Regions from separate parts of the Mus musculus genome. Here all the other regions are linked to region 3. A link is a loop called in an ENCODE intact Hi-C map of the cell type or tissue named here. Cell type or tissue: heart. All regions are shown on one strand. Each heading gives the region's core, and the rest is flanking DNA. Links, peaks and the distances in the headings are about the cores only. Region 1 holds the start of Casc1 (cancer susceptibility candidate 1). Region 2 overlaps Casc1 (cancer susceptibility candidate 1). Region 3 has its middle 6.5 kb from the start of Gm38926. Region 4 overlaps Casc1 (cancer susceptibility candidate 1). Region 5 has its middle 12 kb from the start of Bcat1. Region 6 overlaps Kras (Kirsten rat sarcoma viral oncogene homolog).

Evidence for each region. Hi-C counts contacts between places; a loop is a spot of excess contacts. Peaks named below come from ENCODE experiments on the same cell type or tissue, not always from the same donor. Only the 100,000 strongest peaks of a DNase experiment are listed, where the experiment ranks them.
Region 1: it touches region 3 in a loop (10-fold over the local background); 13 of 42 quality-filtered maps call a loop at or near these places.
Region 2: a loop joins it to region 3, with 10 times the contacts of the local background. A loop is called at or near these places in 20 of 42 quality-filtered maps.
Region 4: a loop joins it to region 3, with 5 times the contacts of the local background. A loop is called at or near these places in 15 of 42 quality-filtered maps.
Region 5: a loop joins it to region 3, with 8 times the contacts of the local background. A loop is called at or near these places in 23 of 42 quality-filtered maps.
Region 6: it touches region 3 in a loop (5-fold over the local background); 37 of 42 quality-filtered maps call a loop at or near these places.

The regions. Positions count from the first base shown.
Region 1 is chr6:145,208,800-145,213,847 of GRCm38, reverse strand. It overlaps Casc1 (cancer susceptibility candidate 1), which reads left to right and starts at 2,878. Exons shown (of 16, transcript NM_177222.4): 1 at 2,878-3,041. The coding sequence starts at 3,039. Etfrf1 (electron transfer flavoprotein regulatory factor 1) reads right to left here and starts at 2,701. Exons shown (of 3, transcript NM_133688.3): 1 at 2,596-2,701. In heart, for the core only: no CTCF peak of the experiment used is centred there; a DNase peak (open chromatin) is centred at 2,797; H3K4me3 peaks cover 2,175 bases; H3K27ac peaks cover 1,685 bases.
Region 2 is chr6:145,185,588-145,189,587 of GRCm38, reverse strand. Casc1 (cancer susceptibility candidate 1) reads left to right here. Exons shown (of 16, transcript NM_177222.4): 10 at 3,696-3,777. It overlaps Gm15543 (predicted gene 15543), which reads right to left. Exons shown (of 2, transcript NR_157240.1): 2 at 1,958-2,223. Among named protein-coding and RNA genes, the nearest start is that of Gm15543, 5.3 kb to the right of the region's middle. In heart, for the core only: CTCF peaks have their summits at 2,095 and 2,310 (motif pointing right); no DNase peak of the experiment used is centred there; H3K4me3 peaks cover 685 bases; H3K27me3 peaks cover 747 bases.
Region 3 is chr6:145,339,273-145,344,552 of GRCm38, reverse strand. No RefSeq gene overlaps it. Among named protein-coding and RNA genes, the nearest start is that of Gm38926, 6.5 kb to the left of the region's middle. In heart, for the core only: a CTCF peak has its summit at 2,541 (motif pointing right); DNase peaks (open chromatin) are centred at 2,542, 3,132, 3,702 and 4,422; H3K4me3 peaks cover 2,129 bases; H3K27ac peaks cover 2,071 bases; H3K27me3 peaks cover 373 bases.
Region 4 is chr6:145,177,488-145,181,487 of GRCm38, reverse strand. Casc1 (cancer susceptibility candidate 1) reads left to right here. Exons shown (of 16, transcript NM_177222.4): 13 at 2,314-2,528; 14 at 3,988-4,000. Among named protein-coding and RNA genes, the nearest start is that of Gm15543, 2.8 kb to the left of the region's middle. In heart, for the core only: a CTCF peak has its summit at 1,669 (motif pointing left); no DNase peak of the experiment used is centred there; H3K27me3 peaks cover 295 bases.
Region 5 is chr6:145,085,952-145,091,231 of GRCm38, reverse strand. No RefSeq gene overlaps it. Among named protein-coding and RNA genes, the nearest start is that of Bcat1, 12 kb to the right of the region's middle. In heart, for the core only: a CTCF peak has its summit at 2,593 (motif pointing left); no DNase peak of the experiment used is centred there.
Region 6 is chr6:145,239,990-145,245,269 of GRCm38, reverse strand. The region is part of intron 2 of Kras (Kirsten rat sarcoma viral oncogene homolog); the gene reads left to right. Among named protein-coding and RNA genes, the nearest start is that of Kras, 7.6 kb to the left of the region's middle. In heart, for the core only: a CTCF peak has its summit at 2,519 (motif pointing left); no DNase peak of the experiment used is centred there.

The DNA.
Region 1 (5,048 bases), core at 1,049-5,048, 130 kb after region 3:
TTTGGATCATCACTTCTACTAGAACCAAATTCTTACCACTGTCACCACCTCGTACCTTCCCTCCCAGATCCCACTCTTGCCTGGAATGCTCACCCTGTCCTAACTCCAACAACCTGTGCCACTACCCTCTCCACCCAATCAGTGTCCTCTTCTGCTAGGCTGCTGTCACAAACCACTTTTACCTGAGACCTGTTTCCTTTGTCTTGAATTCTTAAGGTCTCCCAGCCCTTCATCCTGTCCCTTAAGGCTGCTGCTTTTGCTTAGAGCCAGACAACTAATATCTTTTGGACTGTATTATTCAGGAAAAATAAAATTTCAAAGTAGATTATTTTTAAAGATGAATTAAAGGTTACTTTACAATTAACTAGCAGAAAATGGAGATTCTCAAAATTCGTCCAAAAATTATTGTGTTGAGCTGGATGGAAGCTGAGGCAGGGGAAGACCCTTAGTTCAAGGAGAGCTATGATTGAAGTTACATAGTGGCACCCTGTCACTAATACTGACAATTGTGACTGGTGTTGCGTTTAGTGTCCAAGTGTACAGATCCTAGTTGATTCTGCTTGCTTCCTCTTGGGAAGAGTAGTGAGTGTCCACTGAGGTTTGCTAGGGTTGACTCATAGTCACTCATGGGCTCCAGCTTCCAGAGTCTTACTGCCATAACCATCTCTCTCTTTTCTCTTTTAATTTCATGGTTTGTTTTCTTTCCCTGAAGATTTAGTGTAATACTGAAAGGTAATTTAACAGGTGTGTTTAACTAATAATATTAACAGTGGGAGTAGGGAGAGAGGGGAGGAGTAATATAATACCAGGATGGTATACCTTGTTGAAGAATGACTTAAAACTATGTGGCTTGAAATTATTATATAGATAAAACTTGGCATTTGTAACTTGTGAAAGCTTTTAGAGACCTGCCTTAGTTCTCCTTCCCAATTGCTTTTCCCACAGAGTATGAGTAATAAAAGATTCGCCTACCCCTGCCCCATGCACTTTGATGGTAATTTATGATACAGTTGATTTTCAGGAATTTTTAGTTTATTTTTGCTGCTGGGAAAAACCTTTAGTTTGCAAACTAGAAAACAACTTAATTGCTGCAGAGACCTGCATGGAGTCCTGGAAGTTATCAAAGTTGGATGAGTGCATGGCTCAAAGTCACGGGCTATTCCAGGAACATGGATATGTGCAAGGAGGAGCTGTAAGTCCTTTCTCCCTGGGGACTTTGAGTAAAGGAATGATGGCGTTGTCATTTTAGTAGGACACTATTATTTCTAATAGGGGCTTGATGCCCAATGATGTTATTCTGCCCCATGATGTTCAAGTGACCAAAAAAAAAAAAAAAAAAGCTGAAGGAAATGGAGACGGCAGTGTATTGTTTCAGTGGTCTAGTGAACTAGACTCAGTATTCCTTCAGACTGTACTGGAAAACTGTCCTGTCAGATTTCCCCATACCAGAGGTTGTGCGACCATACGCCTTTAGATGGTACAGGTACATGACAGGAGAGAGGGGCTAGTACAACCCGTGTCAAGATGAAGAGATGCCAGAAAGCAGCCCTCTTATTACTCACAAATCCTGCCCAGGGACTAGAGGACATCAAAACTCAAAAAAGCATGCACAGAGTCTTGAACCATGGGATCTAACACATCTCTACTATTAGTTTTCCTCTTAGGAGAGAAGTTGATAATGACACAGTGATTTTGAGTAAGGCCATTTCTCCTGAGTCACCATGTTAATTACTGTACTTCCACACCACTTCCTAGTTTAGTCTGAGGTTTTCTGTCACTAAACACTAGTAGTTGCTTTGTTGAATAATTCAAAACAAAGGCTACCTTCCATACCTCAACAGCTAAGATAAAACAAATTTGAATTTATATGCAGTAGGTGTTAAGTTTTTATCTCATTACCAAGGTTCGGAGGGCAGTAAGGTCTTAAGTGTTGTGCAACCAATGACCTTAACCCACAAAAACTAGCTGTCAGTCCTACTGAACAGAACATTTAGTTTATGTAAGGGACAGAGCATTAGTACTCTATCTTGGGTTAGACGGGCCGTAAGCTGGGGTTGGGTTAAAGAACTGTCTCCATTCCTCTACGTCTCAAGTGCCTTTTCTTATGGAGAAGGGCTGAAATTCTGCAGGCTGCCACAACAGTACAGCGCTCCGTGACCTTGGGACAACAATGGCTTACTGGTTCTTAGAAGTCACGTTAAACTAGTGTGTGAGCAGCTCTTGAGAAGGGCGAATGCTTTGCATAGAAACTAAACTCCCACGATCAGTGAAGAATCTGTACTACTTTAATATCAAGGTAGCGACCCTCTTGGAGCTCGCCTTTGTGGCCAGATGACTCCCTGGGGGACCCGCCCGGAACCTATGGCTTCACCTAGTCGTGAGCTGGCGCCATTCCCCAGATCCCCCGGGAAGGGCTCGTCCAGACGCAAAAGAAGCGAGGAAGAAACCTTTTTACAAGGCTGGCCGTGGCGGGCCTCGGCTATAACCCCAGCTCTCAGGAGGAAGCTGAGGGATGCCCGCGAGTTCCAGGTCAGCCTGCGTTTCAGTGTGAGACGCAGCTCTCCCCACGCCCGGAAGCCCTCGCCTAAGGCATACTTCACCACCAGCAGGTCTGGGGTCCAGACGACAGCTTGCTCAGACCGCCTCACTCCAGCGCTTTGCGGCACCACGGCCGTAAATGCTCCGACCGTCTGCCGGAAGTGGGCGGAGCTGAGAGGCGGGGGTGGGCTCAGGGCGGGACTACAGGCAGCAGTGTATGGGACTCGAGGCCGCTTTCTTTGCTGGGGCGGGGCATCAGGCGGAAATGGGCGGGATTAGGTAAAAGCCGCGATGTGGGCGTACCTTATGTGGGAAGTGTGGCTTGTGTAACCAGTCTACGACTTGGGCAGTACTCACCGGAAGACTACAGTGCGATTGCGCAGGTTGTCCTTCGCAAAACACTGGGAGTTGTGAGTGGGCGTGGCCTGTCGTCTTGACAACCGTGAGCGTTCCTGCTCTGCAGAGTTCACTTATCCCTAAGCAAAGTTCCTGCTTCTGTCATGGTAAGCCAGGAAAGTGAGGGAGACAGGAAAGGGGCAAGTGCGGATTCCACTTCAGCGCTGTCGAGGGAGGGCAGGCAGACAGGGGCAGTGCGATCCAGAGGTGGCGAGATCCAGATCTTTGCAGTGACTAAACTTTACTAGCTTCCGGTGATGTACATTCCCACTTTGGCTCTGACTGCCTTGTCAGAAAAGTTTTCATTCCAACGCAGAACAATATGGAGCAAATTTCGTGTGTTGTTTCCCATTCTCCATCAAGAGATCATCAATTATCACACTCGTTGAGGGGAGATTCAGAGTGCATTATTTGTGTTTGCTGGCTGGAAGCCAGAGACACACAAAGGAGAATATTACAGCCCTCCGGCTCTGTCAGTTAAGCAGAATATCAGACACAAGCTTTACCAAGGTAACAGCTGGTGTATCTAAAGCGGAGTAATCAAGCTATTAAGGGTAGGAGAGAAGAAAAGATTGGTGCTTTTCAGTCTCTTTTAAGATATAAGTATGTATTTTCTGTAAGTGGTGGGAAGAAATGGGTAGTGAAGGCCTCCCCTGGCAAGACCCCCAATGGGTCATCAGCCAAGTTAAGACTGCTGGCAAATTACAAGAACAAGCACGTATTTGCTACATCGAAAGGTGGATTTAATTTCTTTTTCCTATCTACATAGCACTGTTTCTCAAAGACTTCCAAGCCATTTGGGGGAATATTTAAAATGTAGATTCCAGGAGGTTGCAGCTTCAAACCTAACTGTATCATGGGGCTTCCAGGAAACAAAGTACCATAAACATGTTTGCTTAAACAGTAGAAACTGCTTACCTCACCATTCTGGAGACTGAACATCTGGGGTCAGGGTGTCAGCATGGGGGCAGGGATTTATTCAGATCTCTCTTCTACTTCTAAATAGTTCTTTAGTGTGTAGCAGTGTAAACTCATTTTTTTCATACGATGCTTATTTTCTTCATGAGGGTCTGTATCCAAGATTCCTCTTTGTAACCTGTACCAGCCATATTGAGCCAGAGGCCTGTCCAGTTCCAGTATCAGCTCTTCTTAATTGGGTGAAATAATTACAGACCCTTTTCATAAGCAGGTCAAACGCTAACACACAAGAAGTTAAGATTTTAGTATATGAATTTGAAAATGCATAATTCAACCCCACAATCTAAGGAAGTATACAATTCAGGAAGGGAAGCAACTATACTGTAAGTCCAAGAGGACAAATTTCTCAAAAAGCTTGTCAGGAAGTCCTTTGCCACTTGAACGTTGAAAAGTTTTACTACTGATGGCTCTTATGTTTATGTGAAGGATAAAGATAGGACTTTCCCCACACCTGTTTCATGTTAGAAATACTAGTGAGGGATAAAAATGTGCCCATCATCTTTAGGATATGCTCTTTGAGGAGGATATTTACATAGCCTACCATACAGTATTTGTTTCAAGATGGAAATATGTTAACAATGTGTCAGGGAATACTACAGCCAGGATAAAAATTATTTGTAAAAATCACATGAGAGCAAAGCCTCCCTCGTTGCTCTCTCCCTGATGAATATTTATGGAGAGAATTTCTGAAATGTGTGCACCTTGCAGGAAGATGTCGTCTAAATCTCATTTACTGTGTGCCAAATTTGGCACTGGCATTTTAGAATGATGTTCCCATGGCTCGAACCAGCCCTTCCTATGTGCAGCTCTTCAGATATGTAAACTGTGTAATTTACACTCAGACGGCCTCTTACAGGTTCTTTACCAGAGAGCTGATGGGCACACAGGCCTTCTCAGGAGTTTACGAATAGCATCACGGGAAATACCTGTACTTGTAAATCAGTATTGAAGGACAGAGCTTTCCAAAAAGAGCAGACTGACTGTAAATCATGTGGCTGGGCAGTCTTCACTTCATCGTTAATTGGCAAACTTGAAGAAACTGATTCTCTCCCCATTTTTAAAAAAAAATACTATCAATCTTATGTAATAGAAAGGTTTCTTTTAGACAGCCGCTACATCTGCAAATTTGAAATAGT
Region 2 (4,000 bases), core at 1-4,000, 150 kb after region 3:
AATATGTGGGTGAGTGGGAGGCCATGGGAAGTGGTCCCTGAACCAGCATCATCTCAATGTAAATAAGAATTTAAAATACAATAAAAGGAAATGGGGGTTCACGTCAAGCACCACAGGAGTCGCAGTCAGAACAGAGCAAGTGAACCGTCATCACGGACGTGACTGACAAGAGACTCCGCAGCGTTCCTGGCCTGTCGGGGTGTTGGACGATTCTCCACTCTGCATCAAGTGGCTTGATCATAGTTAATATTTGATGTAAATCTACCAGTGTCTTACATAAGAATTGCATTAACTTAAAAACTGCAAAATGACAGAACTTAGAAACTGTAATTTGAACCATGGGTTGAATTTGCAAACTAAAGCATTCCATCTTGTATCTAGGGATCCGTCAGGGTGGCCTCATGGAGTTGCAGTTTGCCATTCTGTTAATGTAGGTCACTTAGGAAACAGTTTTCATAAAACAGTGTTGGTTTTAGTTGGTGGGGTTGTGCCCATGAGTGCAGTGTCAGGGGCGGCCAGGGAGGGCATAGCAGCCCCTGGGGCTGAAGGCGCAGGTGAGTTTGAGCTGCTTCATTCAGGTTCTGAGAAACAACTCAGGCCCTCTGGAAGGACAGCACGTGCTCTTGCCTGCTCTGAGCAATCCCCGGATCCTGGAAATACTTTACATTAAAAGCGTAAGCCTGTGAATTCATAACAACAGCGGCAGGACCTGTGTGTGTTAGGGTCTCACACCTGTCCCAGCAGGTGTTTGACTTACTCTCTGAACTTGGAAGGACCACGCTTAATCCTGACTTAGTCTTAATGGCCTTAGAGAATGTGGCTAACCACGCCTGTCTGCTTTCTATTACCATTGAATGCTGCCCTGGGTAGATTCCAGTTGGTGTGATGATTGGCGGAGCATCCTGTGGCATACCCAGATAGATCTCAGAACCCCGAAGCAGGCAGTTGCCAGGAGCCTCATACGCTTTCCCAGAGCTTGTGAAGGCAGGCTGGGAGTTGGGATAGGAAACACTTTACACTGAGAATGTGGGGAGATGAGAGAGGGGCCATTTCCAGGAGGCCCCCTCTCAACATATTAGGCATGTGTGCTGTTGCTGTCATACCTCCAGCCTGACAGCACTTGACATGGTAAGGAGGACATGTGCAGGATGTCCACAGAGGCAAAAGTGCCCAGGCAGGATCTGAGTTAGAGCCTTTGATGGGTGGGGTCTTGCTCTCTGTTGCACCCTACCCCCACCCCCACTTGTCCCAATTTTCCGTTAATGGCTCTGAGAGTTTTAGCATAGAGGGGCTGCCACCCTCCTCACCTGTACCTTTAGACTCACCCCTTTCCTCGCCAAACTGGACATTACTTAAAGCCCTCTACCCCCTCACTATGAATCTAAGCACTGTGAGCAGTGACCACAACCAGCCTGGCTGTTTCTGTCTTAAAATGTCAATGTAGTTCAGTACTTTTGGATCCAGCCTCATTCAAACTTTTAGGAAATCCTATGCCAGGATATGACATCATCAGCTTCTAGCCTAGTTCCCAGGACAACGGCTCCTCCTCCTCCTCCTCCTCCTCCTCCTCCTCCTCCTCCTCCTCCTCCTCCTCCTCCTCCTCCTCCTCCTCCTCTTCCTCTCTGAAGCCTCATGCTGTACCCTGTCTGAAAAGCCATACACTCTACTGATTTCTCATTATTGTCTTCTACCAAACTTCCACCCGGACAGCCACTGAGCTCTTGCTTACAGAATTCTAGGGCTCTTGTGGCTTATGGCTCTAGGCTGTTTCCGTATTCGCCCCAAATCAGTTCTAAAACTATGGTCGCGCGACCAGGATGCTCATGGTGACAAAGCTGTGATCACGTGGCTAGGATGCTCGGTGACAGCTATGATCATGCGGCCAGGTTGCTCGCGGTGACAAAGCTATGATCACGTGGCCAGGTTGCTCGCAGTGACATCGCTGCGCCTCAATACTGCGTTTTCTATGTACTTTCATTTTTCACTGATGTGGCAAATAGCAGGCAGAGACAACTTAGGGAAAGAAGGGATTGTATAGGTTCATGGCATGACGGGATGCAGTGTATCACGGGAGCAGCGGGAGCGCGAGGTAGCGATACACGGGGTTTCTGCAGCCAGACAGCAGAGACTGTGAACGTCCATGTTCAGCTCTCTCTCTCTTCTCTTTCTGTTTAGGTTGTGACATCATCTCACAGAATCGCAAGTCCATGTTCAGGGTGGGATCTAGTCAAGTTGAGAGTGAAGAGTAATGTAAATTGAAAATTCTCTGACATTAAATGACAGTGTAGGTTTCTTTTTTCATGAGCTTATTAAGAAGTTGGCCACTAGAGGGCTCTTAATACCGACTCTTAATTGATTTGAATGGCTTTTAAAAATATTGTAAATATTTAAAAAAATATTTAACAATAAAAATATTTAAATGTTTAATATATTTTAAAATACCATAAACATTCTAAGTTGTTTATAGCACAACATGTTTAGAAAGGGCTAATTTGAGTAGGGCATAATTAATGAGAAATTATTCAAAGTAGAACATTTAAAATAGTAGTTTCAAAAATATTTTACTACCCTGAGGAACAAGCAGATAGATGGACATGGGTCTTTGAATTGAAAGTTAAGTTTCGAAGTGTCTCTCTCATTAAGGGACTGAACTGGCCTGGAAATGTAACTCAGCGACAGATGCTTGGCCGGTGTGGATGAGGCCCTGGCTTAAATCCCCAGTCCTTCCAAAAGAAAAACTGAACAAGCATGCATAAGAAAATTCCACATGTACACTCAAGAGCATGCATGCACACATGTGCATGCCTGAATGTGTATACACACATTACATTCACACAGAGGCATACATGCCCAAACATGCTCATACTACACACGCATACACACACACACACACACACACACACACACACACACACACACACACACACACACACACACACACACAGTCTAACTCTCAGGTGAAATCTGCTATAAGAAACTCAGCCTGATGTTGCCTTTCTTTGGTTGTGTCTGTTTGGTCCTAGAGAGTGAACCTAAGACTCCATGTGGCCTCAGGGTTCTACCATTGAATGATCTTGGGGGCTTTGTTTGTTTGCTTTGTTGTTGTTTCTCTGGATTTAGGGGGTTTGACACAGCATCTTATGTAACCCAGCTGGCCTCAAATGGCTGTGTACCTGAGAATGGCCTTGGACTTTTGATCCTCCTGCCTCCACCAGAGTGCTGGGATCACAGACAAAAACCATCACCCTGTTTTATGCAGGGCTGGGGGCTTGAACCCCATCCTCCTGCATGCTAGGCAGGCACTTTGCCAGCTGGGCCACCTCCCAGTCTACTGACTTGTCTCTAATGAGCAGCCTTGTAGAGGGGTGACAGCCTACTATATTCTGGATATACACCAGCATGTGTACTGAAAAGATTGCATAGGGTGATCAAGAGACAAAATACGCACAAATCAAATCAACAGGCCAGAGACTGTCCCTGAAGTGACAGCATTTAGGCTAAGTGCTAAAAAAGCCATTCCTGCTGCTGCTGCCGCTGTTCCTGCTGCTGGTTTTGTTGTCCTTTTGGTTTGGCTTTTTGAGACAGAGCCTCACCCTGGTCTCTAGGCTATTTTACGGACCAATACCCTCCTGTTGCATTTAGAGAATAATTTCTGAGGATGTTGATGCTCACTGCCAGCCATTCTTCTATTGCAGACTTCCGACTCTGAAGGGGAGGATTCCCAAACCACCCAACTTGAACTGGAGATGAAGCTGCTGAGTGAAGCAGTCTTAGCAGGTATTCTGTCCCCACCCTCGGTGTGTAATGGAGGCTTCCTTCACAGAAAAGTAAGGCAAGGCCATTGTAGAGTGAAATATGTTTGAAGCACAAATCCTCCACAGTCCCTCTCAGACAAAAAAAAAAACTGTCAATAATCAATAATCATACTTTTCTACTCAATATTAAGTTATGTACTTAGGGAAAAAATATGTTCCAGACAAATGACGTTCAGCACTGATCC
Region 3 (5,280 bases), core at 654-4,653:
TTCCTAGAACCTTAGAAACAAAGTAGCAACCACATATATATGTAGCACATGCAGCCGGCCACTCTGGAGGTTAGAAGTCAAAGGTTATCAGCAGGCGTGGTCCCTCCTGAGGCTGCCCATGTAGGCTCCCAAATCGATGGTTCTCACTGAGACCCAATGACCACGTCCTATCACCCTCTTTCTATAGACACAGGCCATACAGCATGGGAGCCACACTGAGAATGCCATTTTATTCTGTTTTAGTGAAAGCTTTATCCAAATACAGTCATCGCCCTGCAATATATATATATATACACACACATAGTCATCCTGGGACGAGTTTAACAACAGACATGAGAGGTGGGGACACACAGCTCCTAACAGAAAGCCTTAGTTCGGGGCAGCGAAGAACTTTGCATTGCCTTAAGAGTGCTGGTTACCTACCCTAGGCTGACACAGGGTGAGGCCTTTCCTCAGCCCTCAAGTTTTCTCTAAGTAATTTCTTATAATCATTTCTTATACTTCCAAGTCTTCCTCTGAGCTGAGAGAATAGAGATGACAGGCAATTTGTGATCATTATCCACAGCGTTTTACAGAGGAGGGCAATGCGCTTACTGTGGGACACTTAACGCACATCTTAGCTGTCGCCACGGAGACACAAGGGTTCTTTATGTATCCCCTCATCGCTGATTTCAGTTAGCTTCAGGCCTCCTAACAACTCTGAGCAGTCTCAACAGTGAACTCTGAACATAGATCTTTCCTCCCCAAAACAAGCAGCTCCCAAAGGTGATGAGCTGTGGATGTAGCAGCCAAAATGTGTTTTCAACCCCCCCCCGCCACACCCACTCCAACAAGGCCACACCCCTCCAACAAGGCCACACCCCTCCAACAAGGCCACACCCCTCCAACAAGGCCACACCTCCTCCAACAAGGCCACACCCCTCCAACAAGGCTATACCTCCTAATCATTCCTAAACAGTTCACCAACTGGGCACTAAGTGTTCAAAAATATGAACCTATTGGGATCCATTCTCATTCAAACCACCACATATATACATAAATACAACCTGTTTGCCTGCTTGGTCTTGATAATGTTACCTGTGTTTAAACCTTAGGTCTGGGGGCTAGAGAGATGACTCAGTGATTTAAGAGCACGGGCTATTCTTCCAGAGGTCCTGAGTTCAATTCCCAGCAACCACAATAGCGGTTCATAACCATCTATAACAGGATCTGATGCCATCTTTTGGTGTGTCTGAAGACAGTAACAGTGTACTCATATACAACATAAAATAAATAAATCTTTAAACCCTTTAAAGGACTGACCACTAGCACTGGATAACCAATTCACGTACTCTACCTGGAGAAGATCATTTCTCCTGCTCTCCGCGTTTCCTGGTTGCCCATAGTTCTTCCTCTAGGGTGGAGGCCCCTGGAGCTTCCCCTTCCGTGGTCGCATGTCCATTGGCGGTGGTGTCATCCAGTTCTTGTTTAGGCAGCCATGATGAGGGGACTTCATGAGCATAACCAAAATTGTGTTTCCAGAGACGCGATCTCACAGTACACTTCCTGTTCCTCTGGCTCTTACAATCTTCCCACCCCCTGTTCTACAGGGATCCCTGAGCCTCGGGTGCAGGAGCCGTATTGTGACAGATCCTTGGGACTGGGCTCCACGGATTCTCTTTATCAGTTTCTGTTGTTTTGTTTCATTTTGGGTTTTGGCAATGCCCTTCCTCTGTTGCAAAGAGAAGTTCCCTTGATTAGCAGCGAGAACTACGCTTGTCTGTGGGTATAACGACAAATATTCATAATGTAGTTAGGGAATGTGTCTGTTTAGTAAAGTGTCCATTGTAAGTCCTTCTCCGGGCTCCATGGCTCCATTAGCTCTGGGTAGATGGCTAGATTTCCAGCATGGCATGCTTCCCTCTTGTTAAAGCAGGGCTTTCTGGGCATTTTAAAGCCTTCGTATTTACTAGGCACGCAAAGAGGTAACAATGAAGCCTGACGTACATAGTGCTTTCAGATCAGTCAGATCAGTTACACAGAGATGGCTTAGCAACTGAATGCTTGCTGCTATTCCAGAAGATCCCAGTTCAGTTTCCAGCACCCACTGTAGGAGAGATGAAAGAAGCCATCCCTTTTCTGACCTCTGTGGACACAGCACACAGGTGACAGACATTCACATGGAAGCATGTAACTAAAACTAAAACTAAAATCTTCTTTTTTAAAAATTCCTCCACAATACTAAAACTATCGGAAGGTGTCTATGATGCAAATATTCTATATATACATAGTTAATGATGTTTGCACAACACATCTGTCTCTTGCTTTAATTTAATCAGGGTTAGTTATAAGGTTTTTAAAAATGGCTTTTATTGGCATGTGTGGGTTAAAAACATAAAGCAACATTCACAATTGTATGATTTCATTTACTTGAGAGTAACCAAAAAAATGGCATCTGTGATTTCACCTAACAGCATCCTGAAGCTCTGGCAGCTCGCCCTGAGAGTCCTGATACCAGCCTGCCCCATCTTTGTCTATGGGTATCTGTGATGGTGAAGCATTTGCCAGCAGAGGGAGCTCTTTTGCTAGAATCCAAAGCGCTTACTTGTCTCTCTGTCTCTGTCTCTCTCTCTTAGGAAAAAAAAAAAAAAACTGCAAACTACGAAGCAGTCCGCTTTGAGGCATTGTCTTCACTGTTACATGAAGTCGCTGAATGAGCTCTGGGTTATTTAGGACTACACAGATGTCACGGGAGAACGTCGATTAATATAATTTAGTAAGATGTTTGTGGCTTGTGCTTTTTGTCTGACTACTTCGCACAACCTGACAGACCCTCCTGGATGTGCCGCGCCTGCTTTCAGGACCTGGCTTTTTAACCCCCGGCTGGAGGGAGACACTGTTTTTTGCTTTTTAAATTCGGCTTGGGTGTTTGTTTGCAAATAGGATCTCACTACGTGGCTTTCAATCCTCCTGCCTCAGCTCCACCGCACCCGGATGCAGTTTAAATTTGGTTCTAAACCGGGAGACATCGTAAGTCCTGCATCTCCGAGCCCTGCTGGCTTTCTTCTCCAGCTCGCTGCGTCTTACAGCGACCACAGCACGCAGTCTGTTTTGAGCATCGGAGTGGCCAGTCATCTCACAGAACCGTGGCGGGTCAGCTCTCACGTGGTTTAAATTTAGCCGCTAGGAGCCACCCGCAGCATCTGCTCCCGGGTCTCCTTGAAAACTTTTCGTAGAAAGCAAAAAGATCCAGTGTCAATCGGCGGGCAGAGCTGATGTTCCCTGAAGGCGAAGGACGTCCTACTGGACCACCACCTGCCCCATTTTATTTCATTAAAAATATATGCATGTGTATATATGTGTATGTATGTATATGTATATATATGTGTGTGTGTATACACACACACATACATATGTGTATGTGTGTATATATATTCATATATATGTATATATGTATAGTTTTCTCTCCACATTTTTACATAGCCCAGGCCAGCCTGGAACTCAAGGCAATCCTCCTGTCTCAGCCTCTGCGAGGCAGGGATGACGGACACATGCCAACCCACCCCGCCCTACTTCAGACCTGGCGGTCGGCAGGTCCGGCGACTCCGCCCACTGTCTTGCCGGGGAGGGGCAGGCGCGCTCCCGTCCAGGTCGCGGCACGGTTGTGTCAGCCCCTATGCAAATGAGATACCCAGAGCGGCCAATCGGAAGCCGGCGGGGCGGTGACGTGCTCTCAGAGCCCGGTGGTATTTATAGCTCGTATTTAAAGAGCCCTGGGGAGTCTCCCGCTCGCTGGGCGGCGGCGCGGAGCTGCGCGGTGGCGGGTGTCGAGGGGGGGAGGGGGCTGGGCCCGGACGGAGAGTGCAGAGTGCAATGGTCTCGCCCCGCTCCTAATGGTCCTTGCCTGGGCTCCTGGACAGAGGGAGAGCTCTGTCACTTGAACAATTAATGTTTCTTCCTTTCCCTTTTCTTCCTTCCTTCCTTTCTCTTTTTTTTAGCTCTTTGGACAGAATCTAACTCTAACCTAAGCTGAACTGTAGACCACTGTATAACACAAGCTGGTCTGTCCACGAACTCTCAGCGAAACTCCTGCCTCAAGTCTGAGTTTGCAGACCGATGTTGCAGTCGTGCACCATCGCGCCCAGCTTGACTATACATACGAATTTACACATATATATGTATATTATATACTTTAAATCATTTTTTAAGCTAGGGATTTGGACTCTCAAGCAAGAGCAGAAGATTCACTCCGACCCCACCCCAAGCCTCAGTCGGAGTCACCACCAGTAGTGGGGTTTCCTGGTACTTGCTGCTTGGAAGCCGTCTTCCTGGAGGGGGGGGGAGGGGAAGACAATACGAGCTGGAAAGCCAAGAGTCGTGGGATTAGGGGGCGGGGCAGTTGGCTAGGTGACAGTGTGATCATGGAAAATAAGATGCAAGATAGTGGCGGTGATCATCCCGTTTCAGTCGACTGATCGCCAGACTCTGCAGTGCGAAAGCAGGAAGCGCATGACATCAGAGGACGGAGGAGCCCTGAATAGGACCCGGTGTCTGCAAAGCTGGCTGGCTTCCTCTCTCCTCCTCCCCTATACCTCTATCTTATAGCAGAATTTGGTCTTGACGGTGAGCTCAGGCACTGGGTGCTGCCCTAGGGAGACACTGACCAAGTTTAGTATGCCTGGGTGCCTGTTCACCTGAGTGTATAATGACACAGACCTCAGATTCGTTTAAGGACAATCAGGCTGTTAGATGGGTTTGTAGAAAGGAGCTAACCTAAAGTGCTATGATTACCACCCTAACCTAACGAACAGATGGCGAATGGGGAGACCCTCACTAGTATGCAGGACACAAAGGCTTCTCAGCTACCTCCACAAATACAGTTCTCAGTAAGCCAAGATTGGGTTGTTACCCACCAAAGGGTCTGGGGTGTGCCTGGTCCCTTCTTGTTTTTTTGTTTGTTTGACTGTCTGTCTGTTTGGTTTTTGTTGTTGTTGTTGTTATTGTTCTTCCTTAGAAAGGTGTGCTTGACATAGATCTCTACAGACCAGGCTGACCTGAAGCTGTGTAGCCCAGGTTGGTCTCACACTCGGAGCAGATCCAGTGCAGGATTTAACGTTGCTGTGCACAAAGCCAAGGATGAAATGAAGCTGGATACGTTCGTTCGTTTGTCTGACTTCTGGGAAATCTGTGCTGTTGCCTCCCCTGCTTGGGGATGGCTCCCCGGCAATTGCAAGGTTCTCCCACCTTAGCTGGACTGGCTCTACACTCAGTCCCTATGACAGCCAGCAAGGCTGAAACAAA
Region 4 (4,000 bases), core at 1-4,000, 160 kb after region 3:
TCCCTCCCTCCCTCATCCTTCCCTCCACCCTTCATCTCTCCCTCCCTCCCTTAACCCTCCCTCCCCCTCCCTAACTCATCCCTCCCTTCTTTATTCTTCCCTCCCTCATCCTTCCCTCCTCCCTTCATCTCTCCCTCCCTCATCTCTCCCTCCCTCATCCCTCTGTCCCTCATCTCTCCTTCCTTCATCTCTTCCTCCCTCATTCCTCCCCCCTCATCCCTCCTTCTTCTTTCTTTCCCTCTCTCTTTCATGATTTTGAGCCTCAAACTCAAGGTATAGTCAAGGATGGCTCCAAACTTCTGATCTCCCTGTGTCTACCCCTCAAAGGCTGAGATAGAGCCCGGAATTCTGGGGAGGTGTTCTGCCCACCGAAATTCTGCCCAGAACTTGTTACATTTACACTAGTTGATTTGTTTTGGTGGCAGGGGCCGTGCCTGCCACCGCACTCCTGGAGGTCAGGTCACAGGGCTCAGCTCTCTCCTTCCACCCCATGAGATTTCAGAGATCCAAACTCGGGTTTTCAGGCTTCTCAGCAAGCACTTTTTTACCCAACTGGATCATGCCTGCCCAGAAGAGTCTCTTTAAGAGTAATACATCTAACTGTTTTTCTTGGCTACATCGACCACACTAGACCAGAGAGGAGCGTCATGGGTAGGGCACTGGCTCCACTGGCTTAGAGACCAGGTCTGCTTCTCTAGAGCCCAATGGGGGAAGCCAGGCATGCAGCATGCATCCGTGTGCTCCTGCAGTGAGGTGGAGATGGGGACCAGAGAACTCCAAAATCTCACTGGCAGCCTGCCTGGCCTGCTCAGCTGAGGTGGAAGGATTCTGGCTCAAGTAAGGTGGCATCTGGGGACCAACACCTGTGGTTGTCATCGGATCCCTACTGCTCCCAAGTAGCAAGTGAGTCTCACCTTGAGAGACTCCCATTTCTCACCACTGTTGTACCATTTGACAGGTTCTGCCCACGTCACATCCCCTATTGACGCTTCCCTCATCTGTCTAGTGTCCTGAAGAGTGCTTTTGTGTCCTGTTTGCTCAGGGCCAATGCTGGGCATCTGTTTACATATTGCATTCATCCTGTTGGATGCAATGTTTACTTGAATCATTTTCCCACATTTTAGTTTGTTGCGGCCCAGCCTGGCCTTGAGCTAAGCACATAGCCCGGGCTGACCTCAAACTTAACTCCCTCCGACCTCTGCCTTCCAAGTGCCGAGATGAAGGGACGTGCTATCACGCTCAGTGACTTTTTTTTTCTTCCCCAAATCTAAAGTGGATCCAAATTACTGATTTGTAAGGGGTGAAGCGTGCTGCCTACTGCATGCACGAGTGAACTCCTGTGAGAAGGGTGACAGGCAGGGCCCCAGAGATGGGACTGGAAATGAACTCTGAAGGGGCTGTACGTAGGGGTCTCTTTGGGAGGGAATTTAAAAATCACCTCACTGGCTGAGGGCCATGGCGGCCCAGCTGCATCCACGTCCCACGAGCAAGACTGTGCTCAGAGACACTTTACAGCTGCTTTAGAACAGCAGTGACACGGCTGGAGGGCTGGCCCAGCGGGGAAGAGCACTTGTTGCTCTTGCAGAGAACCTGGCTCTGTTCTGGGCAGCCACATAGCCTCTCACAGCCCCCTGTAACTCTAATCCCATTGGGGCTGGTTCCCTCTGCTGCCGACTTTGGGCATTGCATGCAGTTTGGTAGACACAAGTAGATGCAGGCAAAAACACATAACAATAAGTAACAAACTTAGAAATGATCAGTGAAAGTATAATCTTAAACAAAAAAAAAATAGTCCTTTAGCCAGGCATGGTGATGCACACCTTTAATCCCAGCGCTCGGGAGGCAGAGGCAGGCCAAGCTGTGTGAGTTCCAGGCCTAGTCTACAGAGTGAGTTCCACGACACCCAGGGCTACACAGAGAAAAGAAACCCTGTCTCAACCACCATCCCCTTTAAAAAATAAAATAAAATAGTTAAAGAGCCTCTGTACAGAGCCAGGGGAGAATTACCTAGGAAGATGGCAGATGCTGGGGCTCAGGCGTGTATGGGGAAGAGCTTGGGAAGGCAGGAGAGTGGGGCTAATAGGCGCCTGAAATAGCAAGGGACAGAAACAGCCAGCCCAGTGTCTCCTCCAGTGCCAGGAAGAATATGTGGAGTTTGAACCCTGGAGACAGGGCTCTCCCAGGGGCGGGGAGCTTTTCCTCACGTGTCTTAATACAGAAAACCAATTTGTGCACATTATATATACTTAGATGTTCTTATTCACGTTCATAGGAAAAAATATGAAACTAATGTCCCTGTCTTGCATTGCGCAGGTAAATTCTGGCGGTCAGATGGCATCAGCAGTGTCTATTACAACCGAGAAGACAGGCTCCTAACCTTCAGTATGGATACTTTGGGCCCTGTGACCTTGATTCAGGATGCTCACGTGAACATGCCTTACCAGTCCTGGGAGATGAGTCCCTGTGGCATGAACAAAGTCCTTCTAATAGTGAAGACGGTTTTCATGGAGCTCCAGATATACATCAAGGTGAGGGACGCCATGGCCCGCCCATAGTTAGGCAGTGTGTCCCCAGGCAGGCATGTAAGATGTCTCTGGAGCTGTGGTTCATCAAGTAAACAACCAACAGTGTGTAAAAGCGAGGCTCCAGCTTGTTTCCGGGGTCACTGGGTCACTGGGGATGGGTCAGTCATCTCAGACGACTGCCCGGGGTGAAACTCAGAGTGTTTGATCCACCATCCGCACCCTGGCCTCTAAAGCCCATCCTGCTGAGAGAGACCAGTGCCCTCAGAAGCGCACAGCCTTGGAAGCCCCGGGAGAAGCTGATTCCTGTGGGAGGCTGAAGGCGGAAGAGTCACTGCATATCAGCCTCAGGGGCTTTCTTTGGCAGCTTGGAGATGTTTAAAGCTGACTGGTGATGAGGGTGTGACCCTGAAGGTACTTGGAATCATTGGTGACTTTTGTGATGTGCAAAGCTCAGTTGTTTTAGAACAGGCGGGAACTCCATCGGAATACAGCAGAAAGACCATCAGGATTCAAACCCACAGGCCAGGCATAGTGGAAGACATCTTCAATCCCAGCACTCGGGGCAGAGGCAGGCAGAGCTCTGTACAAGCAATCAAACCAGCAAACTAAATAAATAGAGAAAGCCTCGGTGGCTATTGGCTGACATCCCAGGACTGTCACTGTCACAAAGGCTCCTAAAACAGTGCAGCCTTCCCTCAGTCTGTTAGGAGACATTTACTTTCGAGTGTACTGGGTATTGCCAGGTTAGGCTTCCAAACACCCTGTCCCTGTGGCCAGGAGGCTCTGTGCAGGGCTGACGTCTACTGAGTGTTTGTTTATTGTTATGCTGTGTTTTTGCCTGCATGTATGTGTACCAACTGCATGCAATGCCCAAAGTAGCCGGCAGAGTCAGGTTTTACAGCTCACCTCCTGCGGGTGATGATTAAGCTCTTAAATAAGATGCAGCTGGTCCAAACTGACGTCTGCTGCAACTGTGAAATATGTGTTAGATTTTGAGCATTTGGTATGAAAAAAAAATTGACCTCATTTTTGCACCTAATAGATCCTGAGATCTCTTAGATATACTAGGTTAAATGGCAGTAACTGTTCACAGGGAGGGTGCATAAATACCAACCCTGTGTCCCTTCAAAACCGGGCAGTTAGAGCATGCGTTAAGAATACTTCTTAGAAGGACAATCATGCTTGCCTCAATGGCCGTTTTAATTCAGAACGAGCAGAGTGCGTTCACATCTTTTAAGATAGAAAGATCTGAGACACCACTTTTAATCCCTCAAGCACCCAGAGGGAGCTTGGAAAGTTTGTGAGCTTCCTGGGCAGTGCTGGGGTCCTGTGGCCCAGCTTCCAGAAGAGTCCCAAGACAGACCAGAGGCATTATTTAGTGTGGTGTAGCCTAGGGTTTCAGAGGTGGTCTAAAGAGCACTAAAGCTGGAATAATGGTTTCCTTTCTCTTCTTGAAACTCAGGAAAACCTCTGCA
Region 5 (5,280 bases), core at 557-4,556, 250 kb after region 3:
TAGCGAGTGACAAAACCCAACTCTAAGGCAACAAGGAAGCAAGCCACGATGGGGTGGGGATGGGGGCTCCTAAGCTCAGGACCTGAAGCTGCCTCAAGTTTGCAGTTTTAAAGAAACCCACAGATGCTCTGCTGCCATCTGCAGACTTACTTATAAGGTTGACGTTTCTCTTTATTACACACAGTGCCTCCCACTGAAAAGGGTCATAGTGTGTGCCTTTCGCAGGGTCTCCTGTAGCCTAGGCTGTTTTTGAACTCATGGTGTAGCCTGGGCTACATGTAGCCCATGCTGACCTCAAACTACTCAAGAATGACTTTATGAACCCCTGATCCTCCTGAGTGCTGGGTTTACAGATTTGCACCCCCACACCAAGTTTTTGTAGGGCTGGGGATCCAACCCAGTGCTTCATGTACACTAAGCAAGAACTTGAGCCACTAAGATATATATATACACATACATACATATATCATACATATATCCAGGATTGTCACCTGCTTTTGGTCCACAGAGACCAAAGCCAGTAACACCCAGAGGTCCCCACCCCTCCCCTCCCCCACCCCTAGGCAGAAAGGAAACAGGGCAGAACCAAACACAACAGTTTAAACCCACTAGACCATATCGCTTGACTAACAGTTAAGACAGACTTCTGGCTTGCTCCAGATGAGCATTCATGAAGGTTTCTCAGAACAGCAGAGGATGGTGGCTGACCATAAATCCCAGCAGAAATGAAGAATGGAGAGTCTGCAGGTTATCCTATCAGTGTACCTCAGGGTAGACTTCTCTATTTTTGAAAGACTTTTGTATGTATGTCTGTGCCACATCTGTGCAAGGGTCCATGGTCAGAAGAACCGTTAGATCCCTTGAAGCTGGAGTCGCAGGTGGCTCTGAGCCTTGTGTCACGGCTGTTAGGCCTGAGTTCCCGCTCTTCCTTCCTCCCCCCTCCTCTCTCCTCCTCCTCTCCCCCTCCCTCCCTCCCTCCCTCTTCTTTCTTTCCTTCTTTATATACTTTTTGAGCAAGATCTCTTGAGCGCAGCTTATGTAGCTGAGGGTGACTCTGAACTCCTGATCCTCCTGCCTCTGCCTCCTAAAATACACGAATTACGAATTCGGGTTCCCATGCTCTGTGTTTGTTTGTTTGTTTTCCGAGACAGGGTTTCTCTGTATAGCCCTGGCTGTCCTGGAACTCACTTTGTAGACCAGGCTGGCCTCGAACTCAGAAATCCACCTGCCTCTGCCTCCCGAGTGCTGGGATTAAAGGCGTGCGCCACCATGCCCAGCAGCTCTGTGTTTATTTTTAGACTCTGTATAGCTCCTCCTCCTCCTCCCCCTTTGTTGCTGTTCTTATGTGTTTTACATTTTGTTTGTTTTTTTCCCCAACATAATATTTTTATTAATTACTTGGGAACTTCATATCACACTCACTTCCTATTCCTCCCTGGTCCAACCTCCCACCCTTGTGTCTTCCCCCAAAAGATAAAAGAAAGTCCACCGAGTCCATTTGTATTACCTGTATAATCACTGGAGCACGGTCAAACACGCAGCCCCTTAAAGGAAACTGAGTCCTTCCCTGCCCCCACCAGACGCCATCAGCTGTGAAGAGCTACACTTCAGAATCCTTATCATGGTTGTTCAGGACTCTTTTCCACAGCTTCCTGTCTGGATTGGTTATTTTGGGGGGTGGTGTGTGTGGGTGTGTGTGGGGGTTGTCAGTCTTCTGTGTCTCTTATTCCCAGTTACAAGTCTGTAGTCATCCAGACTGCAAAAGAAACTTTCTTGCCCTTATCAGCAGGAGGCAGCAGGAGCCATGAACATCACCATGGCCTCTGGTGGGATCACAGACTACAGCCTCTCCTTTAAACCTCTAAACATGCAAACCGTTTAATAAAGGTTTGTCAAGAGACTAAGACATTTTGCGGGATTATTTTGCTTGGTTTTTTTTTTTTAATTTTTTTATTGAGTTAGATTCACATTATATAACCTTTGGTGGCTGTCAACTTTAGGCAGTACAGGTTGGCCTTGAACTCCCGATTCTCCTTCCTCAGCCTCCTACCCCAGTCACAGGTGTCTCCCTGGATTGCTAGCTTCATTTTGAATTTCTTCTCTCCTGTATTGGAGTTTGAATCTAGGACCTCATGAATTTGAAGTAAGCACTATGGCATACTTCCAGTCTTGTTTGTTTGAGACAGGCCCTTACTGGGTAGCCCAAGTTGGCCCCAAACTCGCAGCAATCCTCCTCCACACCTAACTTTATTATAAAATGTTGTTAGCAGTTACCAAATTTATAGCTGTAGAGATTATACCAGTGCAGCCTCACCAGCACCTGTGGTCCTGTGGTACCCATGACCTCATGACGACAATTGTGCCAATCTTTGCCAATCTGACAGGTGAAGTAAATAAAAATATACATACATATAAATCCAGAATAAATTGGAGATCATGATAACTAGGTACAATGTAGATTTATCTACATATAAACCCAGAAGACATTGATAACTCTTACAATATAGATAGGTCAAATGTCATAAACACTGGTGAAGAAATCCAGTTAAAATGCTAGATGCTGTGAAAAATATGAATCAGAATCGCCCTCTAGTGGTAGCTAGTTGGAAAGCAATGTTTCTGAAAATATTATGATTTATTATAATGTGCTCAATTGTGAATAATAATATATTATTATATGACATAATATTGTTATGATTTGAAAATATTCGAATGATGTGGAAATAATTCATATTACTGTGGAACTATTCAAGTTTCAAAACACACAACACAGTGTAACTGGGTTGTTTGTTGGATTTTTAAAACTAGAATCTTGGTCTATCACCCAGGCTAGGCCTCAGACTTGGAATTCTGCTACAGCAAGCCTGTGGTATTTAGCTACTTCACTGCCATACCCTGTGAGAACCTGGCCTTCGATAGGGGGGAAGATTGAAGATAAACAGTTCCTAGGGACTAGAGAGTTGGCTCTGTGGTTAAGGTCACTGGCTGCTCCTCCAGAGGACCCAGCTTCTGCTCCCAGCACTCATTGTAACTGGTGAGTATCTTCTATTATCTGTAGCTTCGGCTCCAGGGGACCAAACATCTTTGGTCTTGGGTGGCATTTCTGTATTCACATGCACACACACACACACACATACACACACACACACACACACTCACGCGCGCGCACACGCGCACACACCTATACATATTTAAAAAAAACCAGAATAGATTTTGCAGGGCATGGGGGCACAGGTCTTTAGTTCCAGCACTCAGGAAGCAGAGGCAGATGGATCTCTGTGAGTTTGAGGACAGCAGGGACAAGATAAATGGCGAAGGCCTGTCTCAAAAAAAAAAAAAACCTTCAAAAGTCATCACAAACATTCATATGAAAGTCTGTACTGTTTGTATATTTCCCGTGTCAGTTTGTATATTTTTATTATGTTGACCTCAGAATCTATTCATCTCCCACATAAAATGCATTTTGTAGAAGGTCATTTTAAAAGTCAAATGGAGTAAGTTTCCAGACAGCCAGGGATATGTAGAGAGACCTTGTTTCAAACCAACCAACCAACCAACCAACCAACCAACCAACCAACCAACAAACAAACAAGTGAAGCATGGGAGCCTGGAGGGTTGGCTCAGTGGTTAAGACCCTGTACTGCTCTCGCAGAGGACCCAAGTTTGCTTCCCAACCTCCACTTTGGGTGGCTGAGCTGCCTGTAATTCCAGCTGCAGAGAATCCAATGTCCTCTTCTGGCCATCATGTGCGCTGTATACACACACACACACACACACACACACACAATATTGGTCATTCTCAGATTTCTGACGGGGTTGAAAGACTAGTTATAGACTCATAGACAACCCAGGCTATTGAACATTGAGAAAATATATTTGAGAAGATACTTTTCAGATAGTATATAAACTAACCAGGACATAACAGCTCCAGGTCAGTGAGTCTCCATGAGATGAGAACAGGCCAGTGCCACGCTGGTGATAGCATCCATTGCTTTTTAAATATTTCCTGCTACAGATGATGTCCAGTGTGGCAGGCTAGAGTCCACTAGAAATTTAAGATTCTTAGCCTATAAGATAGAAATTTAGTTAGAAATTTGGAAGTTTGGCGAGTGGAGTGGAGTCAAGTTACAGAACTCAAGTGCAGGACCCTTGTAACAAAGAAAGAGGGCTCTGAGGTCCCCTGCTGTGGAAAGAGACAAGATGGCTGCTCTGAGTCAGAGAGCCAGAAAATGGAAGCTGCCTACGTCTTGGGGCAGATATTAATTGAACTGTGAATTTATAAGATTGGGATTATTTGCTTTTATGATAGATTTATATACAGATTTTGTCCTAATCACTTGGGGAATTTTGCCTGCAGTTCAGAACTAGGATAGGGAAAATTAGTCACTGACTCCAAGTAGAGAGCAGTGATAATTGCCTGCTATGAATGGGTATTAATTAATAGAAGCCTGTTGCTCCAGGTAGAAAGTACAACAGATAGATAGTATGTTAACGTCTCAAGGAAACTCATATTCTTTGTTCGTGGGCTCCACGTGAATTTTGGGTTAATTTCCTGGCATGACAGAATAGAAAAAGCCTTAGAATAGGCTCATACAGTATTTTAGTTTACTTCATTTGTTTTAGATTGTTTTAATTTTCAAAATGGGTGTGATTTTGAGTTTTGTGGATATATTATTCCTCTGGGAGAGGGGTTAAGCTAAAGGTTTTTCTGGATACTGTCTCAAGGACATGCTATTTTGGAAGAAAAGTGTCTATACAATTTCCAGAGTTATATGGATCAGATATGACGAAGGGAGACCCTTAGAGGACTAGATTCAAGAGAATTAAACAAAAAAGTTATCTTGATGATACTAAAATTTTGTTTTGAGATTTGTATATTACAGAATATACAGCCTTGGTGAGTCTCATCATCAGACATGCTTAACTGACCTGCTTGAACTCCTGATGTCTTGGACTTTCAGCCAGATCCAGTCAGGACACAGACATCAGAGACTAAAACAATGGTTGGTGTGGCCTTCTTAAGGCCAACCAACTCCCCCACTTTCCCTACCCTTTCTCCCACCCCCAAAGATATCTCAACACCTATATTCAGCTGGAAGTAGTATGAAGAGGCATTTCCCCGATTTCCTGGACTTGATGGTCTGGAGGTGGTTGCGTGGGTATTTTAAGTTGTCTTTCTGGGGATTTAGAAATGGTCATAATTTGAACAGGGAGGATATAGCTAAAATTGTGTAGCCATAGTCTCATTTGGTAAAACAATAGTTACTAAGTTGAAGGCTG
Region 6 (5,280 bases), core at 737-4,736, 99 kb after region 3:
CACGCCCGGCCAAGGAAGGGCTTTTCACAAGGTAATTGTTCCAGTATTTATGTGTAGTCTAAATATATTAAATTTAATATCAGTGAAGTGTGAAATAAATGTTACTTTGCCTTTGAAATAACCTATTGTTAGATTATTTTTAGGCATCTTTACTGCAGTATGATGATATCCCAATCTTTAGCTTTTCCTCTTTGTTCTAATGTGCCATTTTCAGTTCTTTGATAGGTTCTTATGTATCCCAAGATGGCTCTTCAGGTAGCTGAGACCTAGCGTGCAATCCTGATCATGCAGCTTCCACTCCTTGAGTGACAGGGCTCCATTACAGGCTTTTATGCCTCCATGCTCATTCTAGGCTGTGCTGGGGAATCGAATCCACGCCCTCTGACTTGCTGGGCAATCTTCTACTCTCCAAGCTACATCCTTACTTCATGTACCAATTTAAAAAGAAGAAAAAAAAAGACTTGTGTAGAATTTTGTAGTGCTTCAGAATCCATAGCTATGAAATCTCAAGTAGGTCACAGTGCCCTGGCTTGGGTCTCTTTCTGTCTTGAAGAAACAGTGTGCTGGGTTGGGCTTTGAGGGCAGTGGCGAGCTTGGGAAGGTGATTATATAACTTAGAATATTGAAGGTTGATTAAAAAATTGTTAGGAAGTGTCAAATAATGTTAGTAGTAGTATACCACCCTTCAAAAGATGGTACTTAGATATAAAAATGACTTTTATTTGCTTGTCAAGTTTAACAAGTTACATCAGTGACGTAGAGCTCCTCTGTACTAGTCTTCATACACTGATTTTTGACAGGTCAGCTCAGTGCTGTAATGTAGTTCTGCTTTTTCCTTCCAGAAAGATCAAAAAGGTCATCCATTTTGACTGGTATTCTAAATGCAAGGTTACTTGGCATGTTATACCATTTAAATCACATGTAAAAGGAAGTTTTAATAGAATGCATGTGAAATGTGAACGTTTTCCTGGGATTTGGAAGATGCTTTCAGCAGAAGTTAACCTTCATTTTCCTTGAAAATCTGAGGGGTTCTATTGTGCTTCCTCCTGTTAGTTCAGAAGGCATCCCGAATATCTACAGCATGACGTCAGAGCTGTAGGAGCAGGGTAAAATAGAGCTTAGGAAGCCTTTAGTTCACGTTTGCTAAAATGTAATATACACCTAACAATTCATCATGTATGAAGAAGGTAGAAAAGTCTATAAATTTAAATTTCTAACCTTGATTATGATTTCTGCCATGCCAGAAGACTTGACTCTGGGGAGCACTGATAACCTGTGAACTTTGACCCTGACATTCCCCCAGGTAGTTTAGCAGCTGGAGAAAAGTCTATACCTTCTCTCACAATCTGTGGTGAGTCTGAGGAAACTGACATGGTCCTCTCTTGGTGTGGTTTAGCTGTAAGAAGGGCAAAAGAGCGAAAGAGATTTAATTGACTAAAAATGCCAACTTCCTACATGTACAAAAAGTTTCAATTGAAGAAAAGTGCCAGAGAGAAAATGAGAGCATGGAAGCTGGGTCTGGGGGCAGATGCTACTCGATACTGGGAGGCAGAAGGATTTCCAGTTTAATATCTGCCTGGGTTACAGAGCAGGTGCAAGGTCAGCCTGCACAGCTTAGTGAGACCCTGTCTAGAGTGAAGAATGAAGGAGGGGCTGTGGCTATAGCCCATTGGTGAAGTGCTTGTACTTTGGGATTCCATTACATCTTTACATTTAAAAAATGGCAGGATACTTTTTAAAAATTTAAGTGATAATACCATTACATTTTTTTTTAGTGATTTCAAATTTGTAAAATATTATCCTAGGAGGTGAAAGAGAGCAGTCACTGCTTCTTTGATTTATATCTGTAAACTTGTGAGGTGTTTTAACTTGGCCTAAAGATATTTAGCTAGTTTGAGACTGAATTTATTAAACTTTGTGAAACAAGTGATAATTCCACTACGGTAAGTGAAAAAGTAGTTATCTTTGAAACTAAGAAAATATTTAATAATCTTCTAGTCTGTGCATCAGTATACTGTAACTTGAATTTACTAATGACTGCTTGATGGCAGATACATATAGAAAACTACCATAGAACATGTTAATATTGGAGATAGTGGATATGCGAATCACCTTGACTTCTGAAATTTTTGTCCTTTTTGAAGTGCACTAGTTTTTCAGTTAACTTTGTTAGTGGGAAATGGTTATTGCAATATCATATGAAGTCCTCACACAGCTCAACTAGAAATAGCAAAGAAAGAACTAGCCCAGAATATCAGCAGTTCTGAGTTAAAGCCTTTTGTGCTACATACAGTTTTAACCATTGCTCAGATTATCAAATTTATGTCCCAGTGATAACTTTTATTCTGATTTTCAAGTATGACATAGATTTGTTATGTTACTGTGCAGTATGTTATCTTACTCTTAAGTTGTATTAAAACTTTTTGACTAGAAGTCTATTTTTTAAAAGCAGTTTTGTTTGAAGAAAACTTTCCTCTAAAGCTGTGGCCAGCTCATCTCCCTTTTTTGAGTGCCCTCTAGTGGTAACTTACCTGCTTTTGTAATAAATAACAATGAAAACTCAAGGTTGTTTTTTGTATTTTTAACCTTTAGATGCAACCTGTAATTCTATCAGTTTATAAATCTGCTAACTTTACTTGGGAGTCTTTTATACAGTTGATATGTAAGAGGAAAGAAGGCCGTGTGGGAGAGCACAGGGTGCATTTCCTTTGTGAACACTGGTTGGGCTGAGCTTGTTGGATGAAGGGACTAAATGCTGCAGTACAACCTGAATTTGATTGCTTGTGCTTTATATGTGCCTTTTAGTATCCTTGTTTTCAAAATTCTGATAATATTTGAGTTTATTCAGATTTTTGAACTAATGGTAGTTTTGTTTTTTAAGGAGTACTGCATATTTTATTTTCTCCAAAGTGTTAGTTATCCTAATTCCAAAAGCGTAGAATTTGTAAAATAAGTTTTTGTTTTTATTTATTCCTACTTTAAAAGAATTTTATAATCTTATTTTATCATGAGAACAAAGTCTTTAATATCCTTGTTTACCAATCAAAATAGGAATCTTGAACTGTCAGTTTTCGCTTGTTTTTTTGTGGGTCTTGTCCAGACCTGTTGTGTTTTGACATGGTAAGGAGAACTGCAAAGACCATTTTAAGTCCAGATGTCTGTGGCTGTATAACAATAAGGTGTACTTCTGGGTAGTCATTAAGAGCCAGTGGTCTGAATACCACTTTGTGGTCAGTAGTAGAATGCTTGGTGTACTGTATAAAAGAATTATAATGGATTTGTATAACACTTTCCATCTTATGAAAGGATTTTTGTTGTTTTTAATCCTCACCTGGCTATTTGTCCTGTGTATGATTATATCCATTTTCATCACTGAAGGAACAGTGGCTTGGAGTAGATGGGAGATGAAGTAGTTTGATAAGTCCATACCACAAGGAAGGAAATTCTACAGCTGTCAATAGCTAAAGACTCCAGGCCCTGAGTACCAAGACCTGCATGCCAGGATGTCTTTAGGTTGGGAATTAAAATTACACTCATCTTCTCTACACTTCGTCTCTGTCTTTAAAACATTGAGCTGAAAATCACATAGAACAAAATAACATTTTAAAGTACACAGCCAGTGATGACTAGTTATTTCTTAGGGTTACAACTATCACTGCTATCTGGTTCCAGGATATTTTCATTACACCAGAAAGGAGCCCCATACACATTAGTGGTCAGTCCCCAAACCCTTCTCCTTCCAGCCCCTGGCAGCCACTAACTACTCTCTGCTTGCATGTGCATTGTCTTAATATGTCATTTAAAGGAATCATGTATCATTCAGTGTAGTTTTTGTGTCAGATATTTATTTATTTAGTCTCATGACAGGATTTCTCTTTGTAGCTCTGTCTGTCTTGGAACTTGCTTTGTAGACCAGGCTGGCCTCGAATTCTGCCTTCCAGGAGCTGGGATTAAAGGTGTGTGCCACTGCTGCTTGGCCTTGTGTCTGATTTTTACATATTTCCAGAGTTTGTCCTTGTTACAATATTAGCACTTCATTCCTTTTTATGGGAAGGTAGTTCTCTCTTGTTGACATTCCACAGTTTGTTCATCCATTCATCAGTTAATGACATTTGGGTTCTTCTTTAGAGCTCTTTTAAATAACAGTTTTGTTGTGCATTTATGTTCAGATTTTTTTGTGTGACTATCTCTTCTAGTTCCTCTGAGATTGGCCAGGTTTAACTTTTTGAGGACTAGCCTAGTCACTGTTGAGAGCATCTGTACCTCATCTACATTCCTGCTAGCTGCCTGTGAGGGCAGCTGTGCCAGTTAGACCAGCTAAGTGTTCTCCATCCCTACTGCTTTGGCCACCTTAGTAACATTCTCTTGTCTTCTTGTAAGGACTTCATTATTCCTCAGTTCCTCCTTCTCCCCCTTTGGATTTTGACACTTACTGGAGTCAGCAGTGCACTAGATACTTCCACACTGAGAACTTCATATGGAGAATTAATTAGGCATGAGAAGACTGAAAAGACAACACTGAAATACAATATAACATCAAGAAGTGGCTACCACTCCTGATAGTCAGGGATTGCAGCAATGATTTGGGGGATATTGTAATTAAAAATTCAAAGTCTTCACCTGCAACTATCGCTGGTACCTCTGAGTGTGTGTGCTGAGCTGAAGCAGTATCTGGAAGGGCAAAAAAATAGCTCTCCCGTTCCACAGTTCATTCCAATGCTTGCAGTCAGGTTGGAGAGTCTGAGTGCCCCTTCTTACCTAGAAACGTTTCAGAGGTGACTGGACAGTGTAAAGTGCGGCTCTTAAGAGCTGTGTTTAAGACTCTCGGAAGCTGGTTTTTGCTTCATTGTTACTCTCTGCTATTTGCCTTTATCTTCACTAAGCTAAGACCAACTGAACTCTTTGAATCTACAATACTCAGTGTGGTATTTCATGTTTGTACGTTTTCTCTGCTCCTGTCTTGAGTGACCTTCTCTCCCCTGTCTTTAAGTCACATAGGCAAAGTTGACCTCTTGTATGGTACCATTCCACTTTGTCCTGCTTAGTGTTAACATTTATTTCTATTTGCTTAATTGCTTAAATGCATTTCTTTTCCACTGGATCTGCTTCCTCCATATACAGATTGAGCTGGTTGTGGTGGTACACACCTGTAGTTCTATCACTTGGAAGAGTGAGGCAGGAGGATTTTGAATTTGAGAACAGTCTGGGCTACATAGTGATACTGTGTCAGAGAAAAAAAACAAAACAAAACAACAACAACAACAACAAAAAACCACCAGG